Regions from separate parts of the Mus musculus genome. Here region 1 is linked to region 2. The links are chromatin loops, found by intact Hi-C in ENCODE. Cell type or tissue: left cerebral cortex. All regions are shown on one strand. Links, peaks and the distances in the headings refer to the core of each region. The heading gives the core; the rest is flanking DNA.

Region 1 (12,370 bases), core at 1,423-9,422, 240 kb before region 2:
CATTTTTGTTCAACAAATTTGTTAAAAAACAATCCTGAAATTTGTTACTTAAAAGGACAATAAATCCTAGCAGAAAGTCTTCAGGCGTGCGTCTGAATCCCACTTGAACGTCTCCTGAACAACAAAGGACACACTTCATGTGTACTTTCCATCCAATCAGAAATTAACCTGTTATCAACAAATTAAAATATTCAGAAATGTTTCATGTTCATTACTACCCATCGGCACACGCATGTTTATAGACTAAAACAATTCTAACATTAGAGTCAAAGCTGCCTACAGCTTTAGATGGTCATTAGTGGGGTAGGGTCAGGGGCTGATGTGGGTGAACGTCCCAAATGTTCCTGGGCAATTTGTTTTGTGGGAATTGAATCCAGGGCCTCATGAATGTAAAGCAAACCCTCTACTAACTGAGCTGTTATGTCCACAGCCTTTGAAGAGCAAACAGGAAAGGCAGATAAACAGAAGAGAACCCACACCAAAAAAAAAAAAAAAAAAAAAAAATTGGAAAATTAGAAAGAATGAGGGGAGGGGAGGCCAAAGTTGGGTGTGCCAGAGCCGCAGCGTACCAGCATCCCACAAACCTTCCAAGGCACATTCCAGACACATTCGAAGCATTGTTTGCTTTTTGAACAGAAAGTGTAACCAGAGAGATCGGATTAACTTGTACCTTTTAGTTAGACTTCCATACTGAAGAGTAGGAGGACCCTACTGATGGGCAGTAGCTCACATCCACCACCTCAGCCCTCTGAGGAGGATTACCTGCAGTGTCCACGAACCCACAGGCTCCTGGTGAGGAAGCCTGCCTGAGCTTACAGCTTCAGAAGGGTGCCGCAGTGTGTTAGCAAGTGTTACGTAAACTTTCACAATTGCAGGTCTGTTCTTGCCATCAAGTGGTACCTCCAACACTAACAAAACACAGCGAATGCACAGGCATTTCTAGTCGGCTCTTAGGATGCTGCGGTGGCTTTCCTCAAGAATGCAAGGCAGCTTTCTGGGTTAAAGATCTGGGACCCCTTGGACAGAGGCTGTGCCTCATGTCACCACCATGTCCCCAACAGAGGGACAACAAATATTCCACAACTGTTTTCAGGAAGATCATTAAAGACAAATGGAAACCAAGTTTGCTGATTAGAATCCCAAATCATCTTTTTGGGTTTTCTAGTGCTGGAGTGAACCCAAAGCCCACACATACTTACACAAAAGCTCGCCCACCCAGCAGTATCCCCCAGCCCTGATCTTGTATTTTAAAAAATTCCGGTCTTGAAAATATTATGCAGATAATACGAAATGAGTAACTAGGACATTGGTTCATTAAGCCAAAAAAGTCCTTGTTGCACACAGCTCATTAGATGGTCACAAAGATGGGTGGCTATGAGCAGAGCCCTTGTGTCCTCTTCCAGAATTAAATTGGCAGCAGGAAGAATCTCAACTTGGAACTCCCTACAAGTGGGAATGAGGAGGGAGTTGGGCATACTTTCCCACAAAGCCCCACAAAGCCAAGGCAGAAGGTATAAATTTGGAAGATGAAACCCCAAAATGAGCTATGACCTTTAAAAATGTTTCACTTTTTCCTATCAAAACATAAGCATTGTCATGCAATAAGTGCTTTTTAAAAATATGGAGCCATCATGATACTGCTCTCTGACAAGAGTTTATACACACCATAAAATTCTGAAGCAAAAAAAAAAAAAAAAGAAAAAGAAAAAGAAAAAAAGAAAAGAAAAGGCAAAGCCAAAGAAACATAACCAACTCTAAAACAAGGTGATTAATTAGGCCTTCGAACCACGGCCATAACTAAGCTCACCGGGAATCACCCCAGGCTTTTAAAAGCACGGACGGTACGTACTGTGTGTGCCACCAAACACAACCGGAAAGCAGAAACGACTGCCAGTGGCCTTGACCATGGACAGATAAAGCAGCCTGCTGGAGTTGTGAAGAAAGAGATTCCTCACTGGCAAGGATTCCCTGAAAACAGGACACAAGCACCCAAGGTCACAGGCCAATGTACAAGTTATGAAGAAGAGAGATCTGGGATAGGTTTTATTACGTGAGTGCAAAAGGCGTTAACAGAAACGCTAAACCAGAAACTCCCTCAGTGGTTCAAATACACAGGAAAGGCTGTCTTTAGAAGCCACATCCTCCTGGGAACCACAACGTAGCAGAAATCTTCCAAATCCTGATAGGTGACCTTTCCTGGCTTTAGGATTCAACTTCAACTGACAGGACTTGGGACCCACCCAAACTCCAGGGGGAGGGAGAGGGCCAAAAAGATGCATTTTCAAGCAAGAAGTGGGAAAGATTATAGAGCCATAACAATTCTTTTGTCACAAAGCCTGTATGAATTAGTGGGAAAACTACAAAATTCAAAGGGCTAAATTCAGAACACGAATAACACTGTGACCAACACAACACGATTGAGTGTTCGAACCACAGCAGTAACTAAACTCGTGTAAGGGATTCTGGAGTCTCTCACCTGCAATCAAGACCCTGCCCTCTGTCAGGCCTGTGATAAGCAACACCCCTGTGAGGGTCTGTAACCCTACCACTGTAGGGATAAGTTCTATTTAGCACCTGAGGGCAGGGAAACCCTTTGTACACCCAAATTCTCACAAAGGAACAGAGAAGAGGAGCCAGCTTTTCCCAGGGCCCGGAAGCTACCAGGAGCAACTGTGAGTGCCAAGCAACTATACATCACTGTTAAAAGAACACTCAGAGCCGGCATGGTGGCGCAGGCCTTTAATCCCAGCACTTGGGAGGCAGAGGCAGGCGGATTTCTGAGTTTGAGGCCAGCCTGGTCTACAAAGTGAGTTCCAGGACAGCCAGGGCTACACAGAGAAACCCTGTCTCGAAAACAAAACAAAACATTCAGTGTTACACCTCAATGTTCCAAGTAAGATCAGCCGGAAAAAGGAAGTGTGGAGACGGTCTCATGTAGATCCACACAGAAGCATTGGCCAACCCCGCCCAATGAGAGAGGCTTCGACACAATTCTCACAGGTTGGAGTAAAAGGAACTGAAAGAAATTGAGTCAGATGCTCCCATATAGAAAAGGTCTTTATTAAAGACAAGATAAAACAAAGACTGTTTTAGCTTTTCAATGTTGTGACCCTTTAGTGACCTCATGTTGTGGTGAGCCCACCAACCATAAAATTATTTATTGTTACTTCTTTAAAAAGTTCAATTTTGCTGCTGTTTCTTTTTTTTAAAGATTTATTTATTTTATTATATGTAAGTACACTGTTGCTGTTTTCAGACACTCCGGAAGAGGGCGTCAGATCCCATCACAGATGGTTGTGATCCACCATGTGGTTGCTGGGATTTGAACTCAGGACCTTCGGAAAAACAGTCAGTGCTCGTAACTGCTGAGCCATCTCGCCAGTCCTGCTGCTATGAATGTATCTGTGTTGTCCGTTGGTCTTAGGTGACCCCTGGGAGAGGGCTGTTTAACAATCCCCAAGGTGGGCAGACCCACAAATTGAAAAACCAGTGCTCTAGAGGAAGGGGGGAAAGGGACGCTCAAGGAAGGGCCAGGAGAAGAACCCTACAACAGGCATGGCAACGGACATTCCAGGTCCCAGCATTCTCACGTCCGCTTATCCCAGAAATTAAACTTCTGTCACAAACTTAATTGACTCTGAGTTAGCTGTGTATAGCAAGCTGTTGTTTGTGCTCATAATTCTTACACTTAGGAGCCTAAGACAGAAGGAGGACTGCTGTAGGACTTAAGGGTGGCTTGGGCTACATAAGTGAGTTCCAGAGACTCCCTGGCTAAAGTGTGGGATCCTGGCTCAAATCAAAATAAAATCTAAAGATTCATATAAAGAACTGCATCTCCGTGCCCAGTGTCAAACACAAGAAAAAGCGACTGTAGATCTCAGTAGCACGTCTTTTCAACATGATAAACAAATTCATGCCTACAGCTCTATCTATGAAAGCCTAAAATCAGTCACGTGTGTGTGAAATCAGCTCTTAAGAGTCTAAGTTTCAGTATTTCCTAAGAGCAGTTACAAAATATACTATTTCAAGATAAACCTAAATCTCGTGCAGAGTGGAGCCAGTCTGGAGGCTGCAGACCGCTATGGCCCACACGAATTCATCAAACACACTCCGGAAGAAGCAACATGCCTAACTTCCAGAAATCTGATTTAAACGTGTTAGTGATTATCAAAGCCATCTAAAAGTATAAGCACTGACTCTGACAAAGCAGAACTATGAAAAAAGTCTGACATGAGCTAAATAACAGGACGTGGTGACAGTCACAGAAAACGAAAGCTCACAGCCATTATTTCCTCACAGAGAAGCCTGTGCTGCTATAATTAGTCCGGTTAATAAGTCTTTAAGTAAAGTGTTTAAAAATCTTGAAGGATCCCATCACTGCCACCGGTCCTTCCTCCCTGTAGATCCCATTTGGTTTCTCTCTCCGATGAGGCTGTACCGACTTCCAATGGAAACCACTTCCTTCCACTGAACTCTCCCTGCTTACCTCAGCTTATGTCAGACCCTGACTCACCTGGTCATCATTTGGAAGGTCTCCAGAGCTCCTGTCCTCTTAGAAGCCATATGAGAGCACCAGCATAGAGTCCCAAGTACACTGTGATGTCTGCTTTAAGACCGTTATCCCTGACTGACCCCTCGCTTCTGCCCACGGGCTGCTAGGAGCCACAGAACTGCTGCTGTGCCCACAGCCTGTTCATGACTGCGCTCCGGCTTCCTATGCATCCTGCACATACCACATCTCGTTCCTGAGCACATGCTCTTCCCTGCGTCCCCTGTTCTCGGAGGACTTCTGTGTCATTGCTATCACTGTCTTATACAGACCCAAAGCTATATAACCTCAACTAGAAATACACTCTGTGTGCTAGACCCACTGTTTTTCAGTGAGCCCCAGCACTGCACTGCCACTCGATCTTAAAAGGCAATTTGCTGGACAGGAGTTGACTCCGTGGTTAAGAGCACTGCCCATTCCTCCAAAGGATGGAGGTCCGATTTCCAGCACCCACGTGGTGGCTCACAATCATCTGTAACTCCAGTTGCAAGGCACACTCTGGCTTCTGACACCCTCTTCTGGCTTCCTCAGGAACTGTGTATACTGACAAACATGCAGGAAAAATACCCACACATGTTAAAAAAAGAAAAAAGAAAAAAAGGTGACTGGTTAGTATTTAATACATGGAAGTTTAATCAGCTGCTTACAATACTGACATTTAAAATCAGAAATATTTTTTAAAACATGATCTAAGTAGCCCCGGCTGTCCTGGAATTTGCTACTATGTAGACCAGGCTAGTCTCAAACTCACCTGCCTGTGCCTCCAAAGTGCTGGGATTTAAAGACATGGGCCACCAGACCTGGCTATTTTAATGTATCTTTACTAAGAATTCTCGGGCTACTCAGGAATATCTAATCTGAGTTTGAATAGACCCAAGGTTTTCTGAAAACGTGGAAATTTGTCAAAGAGTAATAATTACTACCATATGGCAATTTTAAAATGTCATGATGGAGAATTCAAGTAATGGTTGTGATATAATCAGGGTGTGAGGGTGTGTGTGTGTGTGTGTGTGTGTGTGTGTGTAAAATCTTCAAGGAGAAGAAAAAAAAACTACCTAATTCCATGTGTGGTCCTCTAAGCATCAGGACCAGCAATCCTGGGAATCAAGTATATATTAGTGTATTAGTGAGCCTACCCAATCCAAGGCCTTCCTAGTCAGATGGTCTGGGCAGCCAATCATGTGTGTTCTAACAAGCCCTCTGTGGTTTGGGAACCACGGGTCCAATGTAACCAACTCCACAAAGAACCGAAGCCAAACATTTCCTCATATTCAATTTTGTTTTTGAGACTGTCTCATGATGTAGGTTAGCCTTGAACTTGTGAGCCTCCTGCCAGCCAGAATGGTCATTGGAAACACACCCAGCCTCCTTAAATTCTTCGATGAACCTTGGTCATTTACTGTCAACAGTTCTCTGAAAGCCAAGGTTCTTTAACGCTGCACCTGAATCCATTTAGTTCTATGAGCTCTCATAGGCAAAATGCATCTTGATTCTGTTACCAATCTAACAGCATCACTAGATATGTAGACACAGGCAAATATAAAGTTATTTATGCTGAGTAATTTATATTGAAAACCTAAAAAAGCAGCCTACACATGACTGACCTCTGAACACATCAAGTATCAAAGGCTTCCTTTCATTTGTTTAGCTAGGTTCAATTCTGTTGCTCTCAGTAGTGTTTGGTTTTGTTTCTAAGGCAACAGCAGGAATTGCTGGAACACTTGGTTGACAGTTTGAGGAGCTCACACTTATTTATGTGTTATTATTTGTACCCCTCAAACAGATTCCGCCAGGCGTGGTGATGCACACCCTCGATCCCAACACTCCAGAGGCAAAGGCAGACCAGTCTGGTTTACACAGTGAGATCCACGGGGCTCACAGTCAGACCCTGTAGAGAGATTCACTCCAGAATTATTTTAAAATAGGCCACAAAAATAGGCAGAAATTCCTTAAGAAAAAGGTTGCCTGCCCCCGCCTCAGTTCACATTTCACATAGGAATAATCATGCCTTTTGATTTTGTTTCGAGGGACAGGTTTGTATTTCCTTGTGTTGCACTTATTTTATAGTAAAATTAGTTTTCACTGTGGGGCATAGTGAATGACAGGCCCTGACATCAGGAATTCTAGAAGCCATGGGAAAAAAAAAATGCAGGCTGAAACCTCAGGCACACATCACAGCATCAAGTGGGCCCATCTGCTACACAAGATGGAGAGTGGACTTCTGTACCATCTTCTGCAGACACTACCGCGTGCACGGCAGCTGCACTGTCATGCAGCCCCAGCAGACTGGCTCACATGTAAGGATGTCGGGATTTTCCACCTTCGAGCTCGTTTTAAATGTGTTTGGCATATCCTAGGCCTTCTTAATAAAAATATCCCCTAGTAGTTACTTACGTAAAAAAACACTTGCTTCTGCTTCTACCTTAAATATCCACTTGGAGAAGTTTCCAAGGTTCTAGCACAAGACTGAGGCTTAGAGATTATAAAATGAAGGGTTCATTCCCACTCTTATGCTGAAATTGTTTTCTCAATGTCATGCCAGGATGGTATTTTCACTCTTCTTTTCAGAATTATTAACATATACTTATTTATATATTTTTTTTCATGAGCCAAATAACCAAAGCTCTTCAATGCATGGAATTTTACTTTCTTCACCACACAATCAGAATAAATCCTCGCTTTTCTCCGTGTGCATACAGTCTCCTCCTAACCTGTACACCCCATCTCATGACTTCACTTTTACTCTGTCATCAAACAAGGGTAAGGGCTACGGGAAAGAAATCAAGGTCACGCTTGACCAGAATGCCTTGGAACAACCGTGGCGTCAAGAATGACGTGAGAACTGTGTCCTCTGTCTTTTCTTCTGCTCTTCAACCTGCACTCTGGGCCTGAAATGATGTGATGGGCTTACTCAATAAATATCTGAGCGCTTCTGATGCGAAGCACTGTGCTAAGCACCGGAGACGTATCCGTCAGCAAGATACATCCTGCCTGTCTCCTTACAGCACACTAAAACACAAAACAAAACACCACCTTATTCAGCTTGTGAGGCAGTCGTTTGGTTTATGCTCCAATTACTCCCCTCCATTTGTAAATAATTACTCATCATTATAGCTATCCTCAACTTCTTCACTCTGCTCCTGAAAGGGAGACCATGAGACCACATACAGTATAAGACCAGCTTATGTAATAACACAGATGTTCTCTAGCTGAAGGCCTCATTCAGGTCAGAAAAAAAAAAGTGTCACCAGCAAGTACCTAGGATCTAGAAATGAGAAGCACTCGTGCCAATGCCCTAGAATCAACAAGACTTCTCTTTTAAAGGTACACTGCCTTCGCTCCAATGTCTGCTTGTTCCATGTTTAGACTCTAAGAGAAGCAAGCCCTCCATGCTGTCCCTTAAGGAGCCACTAGTGGCTATCTACCCACATTTGCAGCAACTCCAACTTCAGTTTCTGCGTCACACAAGCCACCTTTTAACATGAAGAGGCTTGAGGTCCCCAATCTCGTAACATACTGCAAATCAAAAGATTAAAAAAAAAATCTCATCTTCATCTCAGAAAGCCTCACAGGGCTGAGGGGCTCTCACGTAGCTCTGTATACCCCATCTGAAAATTACAGTGTAATGATATCTGACCAAGCATTTGTGCTTTAAAAAAAAAAGCACAGCCGCTGGTAATGCCCATCATTTCTTTCCAAATAAGGGGGAAGTGGCAACGGGAGGGAGCTACTTGCCCAGTGTGTTATCAGTAAGAAAACGCAGTATCCACTCAGCCAAAAAAAAAAAAAAAAAAAAAAAGAACTGGAAAACAAATGAAAAACATTGGTTGTTATTGTTTCGCAAACAAGCATTAGTGGGGCCATAATCTGTATCTCTCACCAAAGGGTGTGTGCTCTTCACCTTACCACTCGGACCAGATGTGGGAAGGGTGCTTCCGAATGAATGTGGGTGAGGGAGGCAAAGAGAATTCAATGGTGACCAATGGAAAGAACTTAGTGCTGGTGTGTACCACTGATATACTTTTTACTTTTTTAAATCATTCCTAACGTTGAAGAGCAGTTGTTTTGGTTTGGTTTGGTTTTTTGTGACAAATACAGTATGATGATCTGTGTCTGACAAAATGAGCCAAGGATGTGCGAAAGGCTACAGGACATTTTTTAAAAAGGTGGGGCTGGAGAGATGGCTCAGCAGTTAAGAGCACCAGCAACTCTTCCCGAGGCCCTGAGTTCAATTCCCAGCACCTACATGGTAGCTAACAACTGTCTTTAACTACAGCCCCATGGGATCTGATGCTCTCTTCTGGTGTGCAGATGTGCATATGCAGACCAAACACCACATATATAAATAAGGTTTTTAAGAACAAGTTCTTCAAGAAGAGGAGGTAACCAAGAAGCAGAAAGGCCATCTTAACAGAGCTATTCGAGAACCCCCCAAGCCCTCGGTTCTTAACCTGGGGACCTCAACCCTTTTGGGGATCACCCTTTCACAGGGGTAGGCTAAAACCATTGATAAACATAGACACATATTGCATTTCATAACAGCAAAATTACAGTTATGCCATAGAAATGAAAATAATTTTATGGTTAGGGGTCACAGCATGAGGAACTATATTAAGGTGTCGCAGCATTAGGAAAGTTGAGCCCACCAGTACCTAAACAGCCTGACAATGCTTAAGAAAAAGGTGTCACTTGTGGTGAGGGCACCAGGATCGACGGGAAGAGCACAGCATGTGGCTGGACAATTAATTATTCCAGACCAGCAACGTTCACATTTATGATGTGCTGGCCTGGGTGGGTCTTCAAGATCGTCGGCTCACCAAACTGCAAGGAATGTGAACACTAACCTTTAAACCCTGGTCTCAAATATACTTACCTGTGCCCACTGTGCAGCGAATGCTATTTGGTGGCAGTCATTAGTATGCATATTCAGAGCTCTTTAGGCCACAGAAGACAACAATGATAATGCAAATAGTCACAAGATTGTTAGAATTAGAACTCTGGAGAGAAACTTGAGTTTAATGTGTTATTTGGTATCACCCGAAGGTATCAACAACCACATTTTCCAAACAAGTACCGGAACCCCCACATCTTAAGGTTCCCATCAAGATCACATGAGAAACAAAACCAAGGAGGAATAAGGGACGTTTGTTTAAAAAAAAAAAAAAAGGCAAAGCTTCTATAATCCAGTGTGTGTGCTTCCTCCAAAATTTTCACGACAGAACTTCTCAGACACTGTACCCAATGGGGGCACTTTGTCCACATCCAAACTATGGCCCATCATGTCGTCCTTACTTATTGAGCATAGATGGAACACAGACGCACCCTCTGGACTCTTCTTCAGTTTACACGTATGTTAAATGACAACGAGCATGAAGATACTATGTATGAGGGGATCCACCTGTTAACTTCAAATTGCTAAAATCCCCCCCCCCCACAGTAAATACTAGAATCAGTAGCCTGAAGGCACTAGTGAATTTACCAAAAGGTGGTTCTCCTTTCAAACAAGGGAACCTTTCCAGATAAAGCTGTAACAACAGAAATCCATGTACAGAAATTCGGGCCCTCGGGCTAGTATGCACTATTCCTAAACTGTTCGCAAAGGTGAAAGGTCTCTCAAGCAACCCGGAGTAATGGTTTCAAATATGAACTCTGGGGCCTGCTCCCATGAGCTCCCGTCAGGGAGTCCTCAAGCTCCACCTCTGCCAGAACCTCCTGTACTTCCATTCCCCCAAAAGTAAAAACTGTTACTCCTCCAGGTTGTCGCCATGTTTGCGCAGTCATCCTGTCTGGCACATAGAGGCCCCATTTAGTGAGAGACCGACATGTTAACTATTGGGGCTATTTTTCATTCTTCGATGCGTAAATACAGATGACTCAACATCTAGCCTACCAAGCTGGCTACCTATCAGTTTTTATTCTTACTGCGTCACAATTACTGGAGAAGAAGGAGGTGAAGAAAATGGCCCTCAGTCCAGACTCTATTTGGATTTCAGTTCCCTAGCTATGAGAGTGGGTATCGGGATTAATTCTAAAGCTCTGGGGTTGATTACACCGTGCAGCCTGGATGAAGAGCTAGATGTAGGTACTTCTGTGTCCACTGATATAACATAACACACCTGGGAGGACGGTCTGCTCGATCCCTCTGTTGAGTCTCCGGCCCGGAGGGGATGGGGTGGGGGGGACAGCCGACTGGCAGGGATGCTGTGACGACGAACCCAAATACTGCTCCAGGGGAACAACTGCGACCAGCCCCACAAGACTGTACCTCGCGGTAGTTTTCGAACTGTTCAGGGTCTGCGACCCTCCCCCGTGTCCCGGTCGCCGGCGCCCAGCCACCTCGCGGCCGCGGCACGTGACTCGACACGCGCCAGCTGCACGCGGGCTCCATCAAAACAAAAACAGAGGAGGCGGGACGGGCGGGGACGCGCGCTCGCCCGCTCGCGCGCGCTCTCGCCACCGCAGCTCGTCCGCCACGATCGCGCGCCTCCGCCCGGCCGGGGGCGGGAGGGCAGAGGGCACCACCCTGTTTACCGCCCGGGCTCGAGCCCTGAGCCGGAAACGGTCTCCCGGGAGCGGGCGCGTGAGTGCGCACCCACCCGCGGCGCGGCTCTGCGTGGGCAGTGAGCAAAGGGCCACGGCGGCTGCGTGTCACCCCCGTCACGACTCTTGCTACGCACTTCGCCCCCAGCCTTCAGCTCGCGAGCTGCCGCGGACCCCTCACGTGGCCGCCTCCTCCCTGACACGCCGTGCCGAGCAAGCCGTGGCTGCGGACCCAGGCGCTCCGGAGTCTTGTCCCCACCCCGCCTCGGACGTCACCCGCCTCGGACCACCCAACCCACACCTTCCGCCCCGGGCGCGCGCGGGAGGGGGTAGATAGCTCCAAGCTGTCAGAAGCCTACAGTGTGTGCCACATGACGAAGCTCGCCCTCGTCCTCGACACTCACGCAGCAGCTTCGCTGCGAGCTGAAACAGACATATTGGGGGGGGGGGACCTGTCTTGATTTTTCTCTTGGTTTTAAAAGCAACCCCCCCCATACATAAGCGTTAGACTTAGCTCTACCTACGCACTCGCTTTGCCTCCCCCATGGTCTCCTACCAAATCCAAGCGACTTACCAAATCCAAATGCCCACCCTACACACCTGCTAGGTAACCTGCCTTCTGGAACCTCAAAGCCCCACCCATCCCGCCTGTGGGGGCAACCTGTGGTGGGGGGGAGTGAGGCAACACGATTAGGTAGTGATAGAGAGGGGGGACATACAACCCCCCATCTCCAGAGCAAGAGGACGCATCCTGCTTCCCTCCGCCAAAATAATAGCCGAAGTCAAAGCTCCGGCTTCCCAGGGGCTGCCTCTCCCCCCACCTTCCCCCTAGAACCAAAACGTCGCGTCCCTCCCAACCGCTCGCCCCCAGCCCTTACTTCTTGTTGACGGCCGAGGTGGGGGGGCGTGGGAGCCATGCATGAGTTGCCTCTAGGTTCGGGATGTTGGTCTCCTCTGAGTGAAGAGGTGGGATCTCGAAATGGAAACAGTCCTCCCTCCCCCCCCCCAACCCCCCCCCGCCGGTCCCTCCCCTCCTCCTCCTCCTCTTCGTCTGTTTACCTCAAGTTTGAATTTTATCTGCGCAACATTAGCTGGAATGCGGACATTGAAAAAAAAAAAAAAAACCACTCGCTCTCAACCCGGCAGCAGCTCCGGAGGAGCCATGTGGCATCAAGCCACCGCAAAGGGGAAAAAAAAGTGCTCTTAGCAACACAAACATGGCGAAATAGCTCCGACATGCCCGTTTCACGCAGCAACCCTACCTTCCTTCGCTCACCCGCC
Region 2 (12,370 bases), core at 1,424-9,423:
ATTGCATGTGTATATGAAAATGTGTCCAGAGTAATTGAAGTCACTTTTTTTCTTGGCTAATGTCTGTTTAGAAGCATGAAACATTGCTTACACGACCTCTAGAATACTCCTTCTGTTTCCTTATCCAGAATTGGGTTCTAGATATCATTTATAAACTTTTGACAGAAATGAGTGGAGGGGGTGATAATCATTTGGAGTAGAGTAGATGTGGGGGGAAGTGCAATCTCCATTTTAAGACAGTAGCTAGTGTAGTAACTCCTCCAGGACGAAGATGAAAAGTATACTGAGGAAGGATTCGGAAGAAGAGCAAAGTGGAATCTGAGTCATCGCCCTACCCACTACTTAAGATATTTGTGAGTTTGATGAATCTCCTTAATTCTCTAAATAGGCACTTCTCCATCTTAAAATAGGGAGGTGCAGTCCTTAAGGTTGTTCTTAGGATTAAATGAACTAAGACACAGCAGATTTATAACATTTGGCAGCATCAATAAATGCAGTCCCATTGCTACTGGCAGTACCTTCATCTCTTCGTCAGTTGGTGCCTAAAGAAAATTGGAATTTGCATTTTAATGTGTTTTTTCTTTCTCTGAGATTGTACTATAAAGTACCTACACCAAAGCTGTTGGCATTTGTGTTTCCTTATTTTTTTTTCTTTTGTTTTTGTATTCTGGTAACAAATGTATGGGCTCTTAAGTACTTTTAATGGGAAGACACTGGAATTAAAAAATCGATTATTACAAGAGGCTAAAGATTAAAAGTAATAAATCAAATAGAGAATGGTGATGAGAAATCGCCAGGGCAGATATTCTTCCAGGCTTTCATTGTTCTTCCTTTTCTCCGTTTGTATTTATATTGATGACAGAAGTTATTTTAAAGGTATTTTTAAGGTTGTGTTTCGATGAAGTAAGCATATATTCAGTTTATTTATGAATTATTTTCTGCTGCTTCTGGTTTCTAGCCTTCAATTGTCCTTACTTTCCCTCTTGCAAGGCATTTGTTGAAGTCACATACTTAACCATTGAGTGCATTAGTAACTTTACTGCAGCTATTGCACTCATCCCAGGAACATCCCAGTGTGCTCTCATCTAATATGGGCTGCTGCTGATGCGTTTTGTTCCTGTTGTTATGTCAACTAATAATTTACTATTTATATTTGGGTAGCATACTAGGAGGATATATATATATATATATACACATACATACATACACACACACATATATATACACATACATGTATATGTGTGTGTATTATATATATAATAAATAAAATAAAATAAACTCTTATTTTCTATGCTTGCAGATGGCTTGTTCAATCAGTATATCAGTCAACAGGAGTATAAGCCACGGTGGAGTCAGATTATTCCTAAGAGCACCAAAGGTGAGCTGCACTGCCTGGCTTATTCTGTTTCTTCTTTATAGTCTGTTTTCACTAGATGGTCTAAACATGCTCCTTCTCTGTTAATGAAAGCACATGTTATTTAACTAGATGGCAGAATGGATTATTATACATAATTTTTTTCTCCTGAGGCTAGCAGTTGAACTCTGATCTTGTTCGTGTTTGGTAGACACTCTCCCTGATGAGCGATAGTCCTAGCCCTAGGTTACTGTATCTAAACTTGTCTTTTAAGGTCTTGTTTCATCACTATGACAAAACATGGAGCAGTTCTATTTGTTCTTCACACAGAATGCTGTTCCAAACTGCTTTATAGAGGTATGTAACATGAGAGCACACTGCTGTCACTATATATGCTCCTGGAGACCTAACTTCTGCAAAATATCTAAACACAGTGGACCTTTTGAGAATAAAAGGGACAAATGATGAACTTATACACAGATAATAATAAGGTTGACATTATAATTCTAATTAAATTATGTGCAGTATAGTTGCATCTTAGAGGCACTTGAGTACTTGAATGCCTGAGTGATTGCTTTCATGCTTTCTTCTGGGAGGCGGAGATCCTTAGGGCCTTTATGTCTAATAGAGACTGGTTTGTTTGTTTTGATTTTCAAACTCAGAATCTGATTCAGAGTTGAGTCTTCTTCATTAACCCCTTATTTTTGTATGGTGGGATTCTTGTCACTGTATTGTATATTGTGTTGACTTGTCAGATAGAAGCAATGTTTTATTGCATAAGTTTACATTAAAGAAATCAGGAGGTATTCACTTGGTTCTTGTGGTCTTCATATGTTTCCAAGACTTTATCTTCCCTTGTGAGAAACCTTTTATAGCTTTAATCATTAATAAACATTGAAATTTCCTCTTGAAGTATGTTGTGTGAACATACTTATATTTTTATAGTCCTATGTAAGGTGATTTTATTTAGACACATATTTGCAAACAGATTAAATACGTAAAACACTTAATACTAAAAGTTAATTTCTTAGTATTTTTTTTTAATTTATTTTTGAGAGAAAACAGACTGGCTGGAGGAGAGAAGAGGGCAAGGCCTTAGTGATAATGAACGGCCTAGCTGTGACAAAGGAGAAAGAATTGTTGAGTACAGAGTAGATGAAAGATTTTGGCTTTGTTCTGGTTTCTGTATACAATCATATGTTTCATAGTGACATTTTGGTCAATAATGATGATCCCAGGAGCTTTTAATTGAGCTGAAAAATTCTTATCTAGTTTAAGTACTGAGCCTTTTCTGTAATTATGTATTTTGAAAAATGTAGACATTGTAGTTGCCTAAAGTTAATACTTAGTGTAGTAACGTGTTTTGCCATATGGCTAGGTATAAAATAGGCAATCCATGTAGATTTGTGTAAATATACAGATGTATACACAAAAACAGAATTCACCTAATAGTGCATTTCTCATAAAGTATTCCTTATCATTAAGTAGCTTAAAACTGTATAAAAGTTGACGTTTCAGTTATTTTATAGTGTTTCTGTGTAGTTAGTACAGAGTTAGATAATGTCAATTTACATACAAAAAACAGGGAAGTCTATTTGCCAAACTACTTTATTTCAACTAATGGGAGATTTATTTATAAAACTTTAGGCCTTCCATATATCAGATGTGATATTAGCATCCTGTAACCTTAGAGCCAAGAATGTAACTCCGTGGGTGAATCCTTGCTTATTATTTGTGGGGACCTGTGTTTGATCTTAAGCACATGTGCAGACACACTGTATCCTAGAATCCTGTAACTGTTTGAATATTTGAAACAAAAGTATTTTTTCTTTATGAATTCTTTTTACTTATTTGTAATATTTTGAAGGAGTCAATGTGGAATGCTTGTTACTGCCCTTTAGAGTGGGGTTACTCCTCTAGAATTCAAGGTTTTATTATTTCTTTATAGAAAATATATTTTCTTCTTCAGGCGATGGAGAAGATAACAGACCAGGAATGAGAGGGGGCCATCAAATGGTCATTGACGTCCAGACAGGTGAGTCCCGTTAGCAGCAGTCCGTCGTCATCCTAAAGCTGCGTGCTGTATGTATCAGTGCCTACATTTAAGATCGTTTATAAGAGTGGACACTTCTCTTTCCATTATGACAAGGTTAGATAGTAGTCACTAAACTGAGTAGCAAAGACAAGAAGCACTAAAACTTGACAGTGAGCGAGGAGGCTGCTGTGCTGATGAAGTTAGATACCCTAAGAGAAACTTGGCCTTTCAGTAGTTATAGTGTATAAACCTTTACTCTGTATAATGCCAGTAGTTGCTCAAACAGCATTTTACTTTTTTCTAAGAGTATTTATACCATTTTATTACTTTGTTGTGCTGCCTTAGTACTTGAGTAAAAATATTGTAGATTCATATTATTTTGTGAATAGTTAGAAAAATGCAGTTTGGAAACTAAGTCTGACTATTTTCAAAAACTATTAGTAATAAGACTGAACACTTTACACTTTGTTAAATATATAGTAACTTTAGAATTCGAGAGTACTGTTAGAGTCTTTGGAAAACTTTTCTTTCATCTTGCTTCCTAATCCGTGCCCCTTCTTGCAAATACTCGCCTGACCTACAGAAGTAGGCTTGAATAGCACGGGGCCTCTTAAGCGCTCGTTTCCCTGTATCAGGTTTGTTTATTAAAGAGGCAAATTGTATATAGACTGTTTTCTTGTTATTAACACATTAAGAGAAATTGTGTGGAGAAACCCCTTAAATTTCCTCAGCAAAATGCACTTTGTTCCAGTTTGTCAACCTTGACACTTAAAGCTGACCTTCAGCAGGCAGAAGCTCCAGAGTGCTTACTCCCCTGCTGTCTGTGGGAAAGAGACCATACGTGACAGGGAATGTGCACATATGAGAAAAAGATCATTTAAAAATAGGTTATGGAATTTGAAGGTGGAAAAGAAAGATTGAACTGATAGCAAATGTCAGGTCAGAACTTAGTTTTACAATGTCACTGAAGATTACATTTAGCAGAGGTTCTTCTTGGGAAGCTCAGAAGGTGAAGGTGTGGACATCTTTCCTACCGTAATCTGTTTTATGCACTAGAGACAGAATTGTAGCAGTTTCTAAGTGGGTTTCTCTAGTCTCAAGAGTTTATATGAGTTAATTGAGGTGTGAGCAGGGCTGGATGGAGTGCAGCATGGTGCTGTCTCATGCCTGTACTAGGCGTGTCAGTTAGGAGTAGGTCAGATACAGAATACAGTAGAAGTCACGCTCCTTTTCCAGCAAGGCTTAAAAGGGAAAAAACAAAATAGCCACAAATAGCAGTGAGTCATGTATGGAAATAAATTAAAAGCCAAGTACAGCTAGGCATAATGGTGTATGCCTGTAAAATAAGTACGTTTTATTTTGGCTTATTTGATGTGGTTGTATGCCAAAGCAGTTGTTCCTTCCCAGTGTTTCATGTACCTTGTTTTCTTAAACATTCAGGTTAATAGTTTCTAAGTTTCAGTGTTTTTTTCCAGTCAGTAGTTTGAATAGAAGCTTGCTTAATGCCAGATCCGAGGGTAAAGTAACCATAGAAGTTTATACTTAAATTTTAATATTTAATTGCCAAAACTTATTCCATCATGAACCATATTGTACTTTCCGTAGTAGCAGATAAATGTGATGCTGTGTCTTACTGTATCTATCGGTATGTTAATTTTATTAACTATAGTCTCAGAAACTGATACCTGTTTACTTAATATTCTTTAATTGTGAGTTGGGTTTCAACTGTGATTTAGGTAAAACAGGTTGTGTGAAAAGACGTGTTTTGTTTTTGTTTTTGTTTTTTAAGCATAGAATGTCTTATTTTAGGTTATTTATTCTTCCCGTGTAATTATTGCTGAATTTTAGGAACTTAAAGTATAAATCCCATGGCTGCCCTCTGAGTAGGTTATAAGACTCAGGTAACATATACCATTCTTTGATACCTGCAAAGAAGCTGGTGGAGTTGTCGCAGAGGCTCTCCATAACTTTCTGAACCCTGGACTACCTCTGTAGCAACCATATTAAAGTGCTTCAAAAAAAAAAATCTCAGTTCCCCTTAAGCTTTTTAATGACGTGAATAAAGTAGAGTTTGGGTTGTTAACTGCAATCAGACATTCATTCATGTGGCTACAATTCTGCCTTTTGTGCTATGTATGATTTGTGTTTGAGTGTGAGTGTGAGTGTCACAATGTGTATATGGAGGCCAGAGGACAACTTTGTGTAGTCAGGTTAACTCAGGGCATCAGACTTTATCCACTGAGCCACTTCACTGGCTCCTGCCTTCTTGTTGATACTTGATTTTGTGTCTGACTTTTTGGCTGTATCTGTTAGGACATAGTTGATACAGTCTATAGTTTCAAAATGGGCAAACTTGTTTAATTGTAGTGTGCCATCTTGTGGAGGTTTATGCAATCAGCAGCCTGATTTACTAAGTATAGTGGTAGATACTGCAGTTGAGTACTTGAAGCAAAAGCCTGTTTTACTATACAAAAATGTATACAAATGGTGTACAAAGGCCAAATTCTTTACTTGTTTTAACATACCTCCCTTATTTTTAATTCATGTTCAATGTGTAAATTATAGCACTGTAGATCCATGGTTTATTTGGTTCTAGTACTAAATGTTATATCCTTTGTACCCAAGAATTATAGTTTAATTGTAACATTTGTGAAATAGTAATTTGTGGATTGATTGGTGATTGCCTGAAATGGTCTCTTAAAGGAAATTGGCTTGAAATTTTGAAAATAGGCTACTATTAATCATATTGCCACCGATCTCTCTCATTCCCTATGTCTTTCTTTTCAGTCAGTTCTGCAGCAAGTTCAGATCCTAACCAACCCCTCTTCTTAAGGTTTTCTATAGTTCCTTCAGTGTTTGTGGGATTAAGTTTAAGCCCTGATCTAGTCACTGCCTGTCTTTTTAAACTTCCTGTCTGGCCACTACCTTTGTGTCCTTATTTTTTATACATTTTCTTTTATTTACTTATTTATCATATAGTTTAACTTCTTTGAATGCAATGTATAGGTCTTCACTGTGTCTTTATGAAAGGTAACCATATTTAGAAATTAGGAAACTAGTGGTTCAAGGACGTTTGAGGTCACACAGCTGTAGAGAGTGGAGATTGAAGCCTGACTTTGGAGTTTATGCCTTTAAAACACTGCTGTCACGCTGTCTCCATATCATTGTTACTCATTTTACTTTGCTTGAACAGCTTTTCTGTGCCTCGTTTACTGTGCCAGAACACAAAGCTACTCTTCCCCCAAGTCTGTGCTGTGTCCCTCAGCCAGGTACTCTTCTGTCCTAGATTGCCTGTTGTGCTTTTGCCTTCATATGGGACTTGGTCTCCTCTGCCCTGTGGTCACTTACATACCCTGTATAGTCACATCCAGATTGTAAGTTTTTCAAGGCTAAGGAACTATTCCAACTTTGTTTTCAGTGGTTTGTAAGTTCAAATCAGTGCTTTAATCTTTTCAAATAGATATTGTTGGAGTGCTAAGAGAAATTGATAGCCAGGATAGCCTATATTCCTTTAAGGGGAATACTGAACAGAAGATGGTTGCTGCTTGAGGAAGATTGTGTTCCTCAGGATATCCACGCATGTCGTTACAGGACTTGTATGTGTGGGCATGGACTTCCAGTAGGCCGGATTCCCTGCTAAGATTGATGCTTTTCCTTTCTTTTCTACACCGTACTTCTTTCCATAGTTCTCCTTAGATAGCTTCATAGTTTAAACCTTTTTATCTTTTATATATTAGTAACACTTTTTGGTATTTGTTTCTGGGTGATTTATCTTTGTGAAACTTAAGTGATTAGGTGATGTAATTAAAATTTTTTGTTATACCTCTTTTATTTGGGTATATCAAAAAATAAGTTTTTACAGAATTCATTTCGCTGTACTATTGCTTCAGTTGGGCCACAAAGCTTCCATGGACAGGAATGACATCTTGGCTTGATTCTGTTGGGATGTTTGCCCTGTGCCAGATTTTATTTTGCTCAGCTATCAATGAGGCTGTTGTGGAAATGTGGGCTTTCTTTGCTGTGAGAGTTTATGCGTACAAAGAGACCTGCTTTTCAGAAAGAACATTGAGAACTCAGAGCCTAAGAGGAAGGGTTATTAAAGTTAATGAACCAGGGTAACCTTATCCAGAGGGTGCCCAGAAGTACTATAAAACAAAAGGTCAATTGCTACTGCTATTTTAGTTATATGGTCCTCCTTCTACAAGCTTCAGAAATTAACAGGGTTAATTGCTGTTATAGTGAGGTCTTGGCATATAATCTTAAGCCAGATGAAAATTCTTTGATTTCTTCTTCCTGTAAAATTATGTGTCTGGACATTACTGTATGTCATTTAGGAAACAATGCTATTTAACTAATGATAATAGATTGTTTTATAGTTACGAAATAAGACAGATTTTTAGTAGTTTAAAATAATTGTTTTATAGTTTTATAGTGCCAAAGGGATTCCAGGTATTGGTTAGCTTGGATTCCAGTTCAGTAATACAGTTGTTACTGTGTCTGGGATTCTTAGAAGCTGAAAGGTAACTGGAGGTTTGTTTTTGTTAATTTTTCCTTTTTAAAAATAGAAATGTTCATTTTTGACAACTTTCAGAATGTTTTTATATAACTTAGATCTGGGGGATTCCCAACAGAGTTTTGTAATAAGATTAACAATCTCCTGCCATTGGTACCAGATACCTCCGAAAAATAGCTTAGGGGGGAAGAAAGTATTTATTTTGGTTCACAGTTTTAGAGGTTTTAGTCCATCATGGTGGCCATGAAGCAGAGGGAGGGAGGGAAGGAAGGAAGGAAGGAAGGAAGGAAGGAAGGAAGGAAGGAAGGAAGGAAGGAAGGGAGGAAGGAAGGAAGGAGGCAACATAGACAGGAAACTAAGAGAAGATACAACCCTTAAGAACACTGCTCCAGGGACCTACTTCTAGCTATACCCACCTCCTACAGTTCCTAGAACCTACTGAATTTGTGCTTCTTAGCCATGACCAAGCCTTTAGGAGTCAGCCTGTAAGGGCTAGAAGTTCAAATCCAAAATCTCTGCTAAGACTCAAGCTTTTAAAGATAGGTAGGTCTCTATAAAATAAGTTAGGTAAACTTCAAACATAAAATGACAAGAGTAAATATTTTCATTTCCAAAATGGAGGAACGGACTTACAGAAATGAAGTTTATAGCCTGTCTCCAGTCTCCAGGGTATGTGAGAGCCCAGTTCTAAGAGGGTTGTCTTCTCACCATTTGATGGTTAAAACTCACAGGGCCTCTCTTTAAGGCTAGCTTTTCTCATTGCCTGCAGCAGTCCTCAGTATAATCTCATGTTCCTGAAACATCTTAACTTCCTGGTGTTCATTTGTATCTTTGGCTTCGTCCCCACAGCTTCATGCATTTCCCTTGCAGGAACTCTATGTACACATTGTCTCACCTCTAAGCCTTTCTTTGAAATCTGAGTAGAAACCTTCATGATTTTGACTCTAGCATTCTATATGTCTGCAAAACCAGCATTAGGTAAACTACACCAAAGTCTGCTGACAGTGTAAGAGGGCTCAGGGTGCCTGGGTAGATCGGCATGGTGAAATCATCTTTGGGAAATAACTTCCTTTGGTGTGAGGTCATAGTGCCCTAGAGGCTCTGATTTCTCAATGAAAAGTCTTCTAATGTGTTTACTCTTTGCAGTGGATGGGCATCTGGCCAATTCCCAACATGTTCCTGTGGCATCTTTCCTATTGTCTCAACCTGGCTTCTTTTGAAATGGCACCAAGCTCTTCAGAAACCATGTCTTCATGTTTCAAACTTGTGTAGTTTTTCTAAACAAACAAAGGTTTTCAAATCTGTCTACACAGTCACATGGTCTTCTGAGCTCCATTGGGATTCCAGCTAAGCTCTCCCTCTGCCATCCTAGTTGTTCTCTAGGCTGTTGCCCTAAACATTTCTAAGCTCTTTCTACAAACCAAGTTCAAGGAACCACATGGCCTTGTTAGTGGCAACAACAGGCCTACTTCTCTGGAATCAGGTTTCTTCATTAGTCAAGGCCTTTTGTCACTGTGACAATACACCTGACAAATTTTAGGGGAGTTTTGTTCAGTGTAGGAAAGGGTTGGCAGAACTACTCACACAGTGGAGGCCAGGAAAGAGGACAGGCTGCCAGGGCAGCATAGTATCTAAAAGGTTACTCTTAGTAACCGACCTCTTACAACTAAGGCCTCCTCCTGAGAGTTCCACCAACTAGGACCAACTTCAAGAAAAGCCTTTGGAAGACATTTCAGTTTTGATCCAGTTAGCACTAGAACTCAACCTTCCTCCAGTGGACTGTTCTTACTCTGAGAGCAGGTGAAGCATTTATGGACATTTTACTTAGAAAAGTTGCTTAAAATTTGAAATAATATGAGAACATGACAAAATCTTAGATGACAGCCCAACTCTAACTAGAAAGAGCTTTCTAGTCAATTTAGATGATAGCTGCCATGTGTATAGTCTTAAAACAGACACTTCAATGGGTGAGTGGCTTGACGGTTTGTAATCAGTAGGTACAACATATTTACAAAGGGGGAGATACTTAACAAAAGGAAAGGCTTTATATAGGGAAGGATCTATGATATAGTGTTGTATAAAGGTTAGACTACACAGGGAAGAAGAATAACATGAGGAGGCATGGACGTTACTAGGAGCCAATGGGGAGGTTCAATGAGACAAATAATTTGTTACAGTAATAAAGTATAAATGCAGTAGACATTTCAGAGTGACAATATATTTATTTCTTAAGGTATTAGATTAATATATTTGTAAAATGTTAGCTCAGTTCTTACAGGACTACTAATGCTGTTTATTCTTAAGATTGAGCTAGTTTTAACCATTGCTTTGGCATTTAGGCGACATCACCTTTAATGTGATCCTCCCCATCGCCTCCTAGTAACGTCCATGCCTTCTCATGTTATTCTTCTTCCCTGTGTATTCTAAGTTTTGATATTTAGAGTTTTGAGTAATGCTGTCAGTCTTTGGTCACTAAAATGCTGCTGCATTGTTAAGCTGATAAATATAAACTGCACATGGTCTAACACATTCTTAAACTGACTGCACCAACTTCATCTGGGACACTTTAAAAACATAGACCTTTTATCTACTAAAGAACTTTAGAATCAGAATCCTGGGGGACATGGTCTAGTGATCTAATTTTTAAATAAATTTCTCAAAATACAGTTCTGAAGCAGTCTTTGCACATACTTAGGTTTAAGAATGGCTGGAGTGCATTTTGAAAGCTACACATTTATCACTGTAAAGATGATGACAAGTATCTTCTTAAGTGTGTTCTGAAACAACTGAGTGAGTCTGGTGCCTATGCCCTTATCCTTAAGGCTTTCTTAATACGTACTTTTTTTGATTTTCATAGAGACTGTTTATTTGTTTGGTGGCTGGGATGGAACACAAGATCTTGCTGACTTCTGGGCATACAGTGTGAAGGAGAACCAGTGGACATGTATTTCTAGAGACACTGAGAAAGAGGCAAGTTCCTAGTCTTTTCATTCATCTACCTCATGGTAGGAGTGTGGTTATATACTTTCTGCATGCTTATTTTCTTCTCTGATGTTTCCCTATAGTTGTAGCAAAAGAATTTTGAAGTAAGAAAATCATTAGTTTAAAAACTCTTGCATTTGAATTTCTATCCCTGGCTCATCAATTACTGGTATATTTAGCCAAGTCTATTCTGTAGAGTTAGATAGCAATAGGTTTCTGTTGTTGTTGTTGTTGTTGTTTAACTTTTGAGCACTTTACCTTAGCAGTGTAGTTGTGTAGCATCTTTTCAGGCCTCAGCACTCTACTCTTGTTGCCCACATTTTTCCCCCGTGCACTGGTAAGAATGGAGCACAAGGCCTCAAAGTACAGTGTTACTGAGTTAGTCTAGCCTCCACCATCTTAATTGTATTTCCTCTGGAAAGCAGTCTTTTGGTGTCTACTTTTGACGTCCACACTGTCTAGCTTTTTAAAAAAAAATTCCTTTTGTTTTTTTCTTTATGAGTGTTTTGCCAGCATGCATGTATGTGCATCACATGCAGGCCTGGGGCCTGCAGAGGTCTTAAAAGGTCGTCAGATCCCCCTGAGCTGGAGTTCTGGATGGTTGTGGCCTACCATGTGAGAGGTGCTGGGAACTGAACCCAGATCCCCTGCAAGAGCAGCCAGTGCTCTTACTGCTGAGCCATCTCTCCAGCTCCTTGTCTCCCTGTTTTAGCCCCTCATTATTTCACTGCACAGTCGTGTACAGTCAAGACAGAAATAGTTGTTTATATATAGTATAGAATGTTGGCACATGATGAAATTGACTAACAATGCATTTCTAAGAATGACTTCTCTTCATTAAGCTAGACCTGTCAGTTTTCATAAGCGATGTTTAAGTAAAATACTACCTATGTATTTGTGTTTGTGCCTACATATGTATAAATGAAGCATTTCTATAATGAAAATGGCTTTCATTTATGGCTTTGAATTAAGTAATACATGGTTATATATGTACATGTATATATGTATGTGTATATATATGGAAAAGGAAATATTCATCTTTGCCCTCAAATCATTGTAGAATTTTTTATTGTATTTTCCATCTAAGCTGTTTCAGATTGTAGACTGGAAAATAAACTATAACAGAAAGAAATGAAAAAGGCCTAACTCAAGTAATACATGGTTATATATGTACATGTATATATGTATGTGTATATATATGGAAAAGGAAATATTCATCTTTGCCCTCAAATCATTGTAGAATTTTTTATTGTATTTTCCATCTAAGCTGTTTCAGATTGTAGACTGGAAAATAAACTATAACAGAAAGAAATGAAAAAGGCCTAACTCAAGCCCACTGGTTTTTGTTTAGGAAGGCTGATTGGACGTATCTGGTGATGTGCCTTCAGGCTTTGAACATTGGGTACTTGCTTACTCAGGCTGCTCCAAAGATTAATCATTTGGGGAATACTTATTTTTCCATAAAACCTTGAAATTCTAATTTCTT

What was found. Peaks named below come from ENCODE experiments on the same cell type or tissue, not always from the same donor. Only the 100,000 strongest peaks of a DNase experiment are listed, where the experiment ranks them.
Region 1: it touches region 2 in a loop (2.9-fold over the local background); 7 of 42 quality-filtered maps call a loop at or near these places.

What each region holds. Positions count from the first base shown.
Region 1 is chr6:31,205,471-31,217,840 of GRCm38, forward strand. All of the region lies in intron 1 of Lncpint (long non-protein coding RNA, Trp53 induced transcript), which reads right to left. Among named protein-coding and RNA genes, the nearest start is that of Lncpint, 6.8 kb to the right of the region's middle. In left cerebral cortex, for the core only: CTCF peaks have their summits at 3,275 (motif pointing right), 5,081 (motif pointing left), 7,955 and 8,171; DNase peaks (open chromatin) are centred at 6,798 and 7,875; H3K4me3 peaks cover 2,445 bases; H3K27ac peaks cover 1,906 bases.
Region 2 is chr6:31,448,196-31,460,565 of GRCm38, forward strand. It overlaps Mkln1 (muskelin 1, intracellular mediator containing kelch motifs), which reads left to right. Exons shown (of 18, transcript NM_013791.2): 7 at 1,301-1,378; 8 at 3,324-3,389; 9 at 10,760-10,872. Among named protein-coding and RNA genes, the nearest start is that of Mkln1, 56 kb to the left of the region's middle. In left cerebral cortex, for the core only: a CTCF peak has its summit at 5,773 (motif pointing left); DNase peaks (open chromatin) are centred at 4,541, 5,758, 7,398 and 9,325; H3K27ac peaks cover 1,373 bases.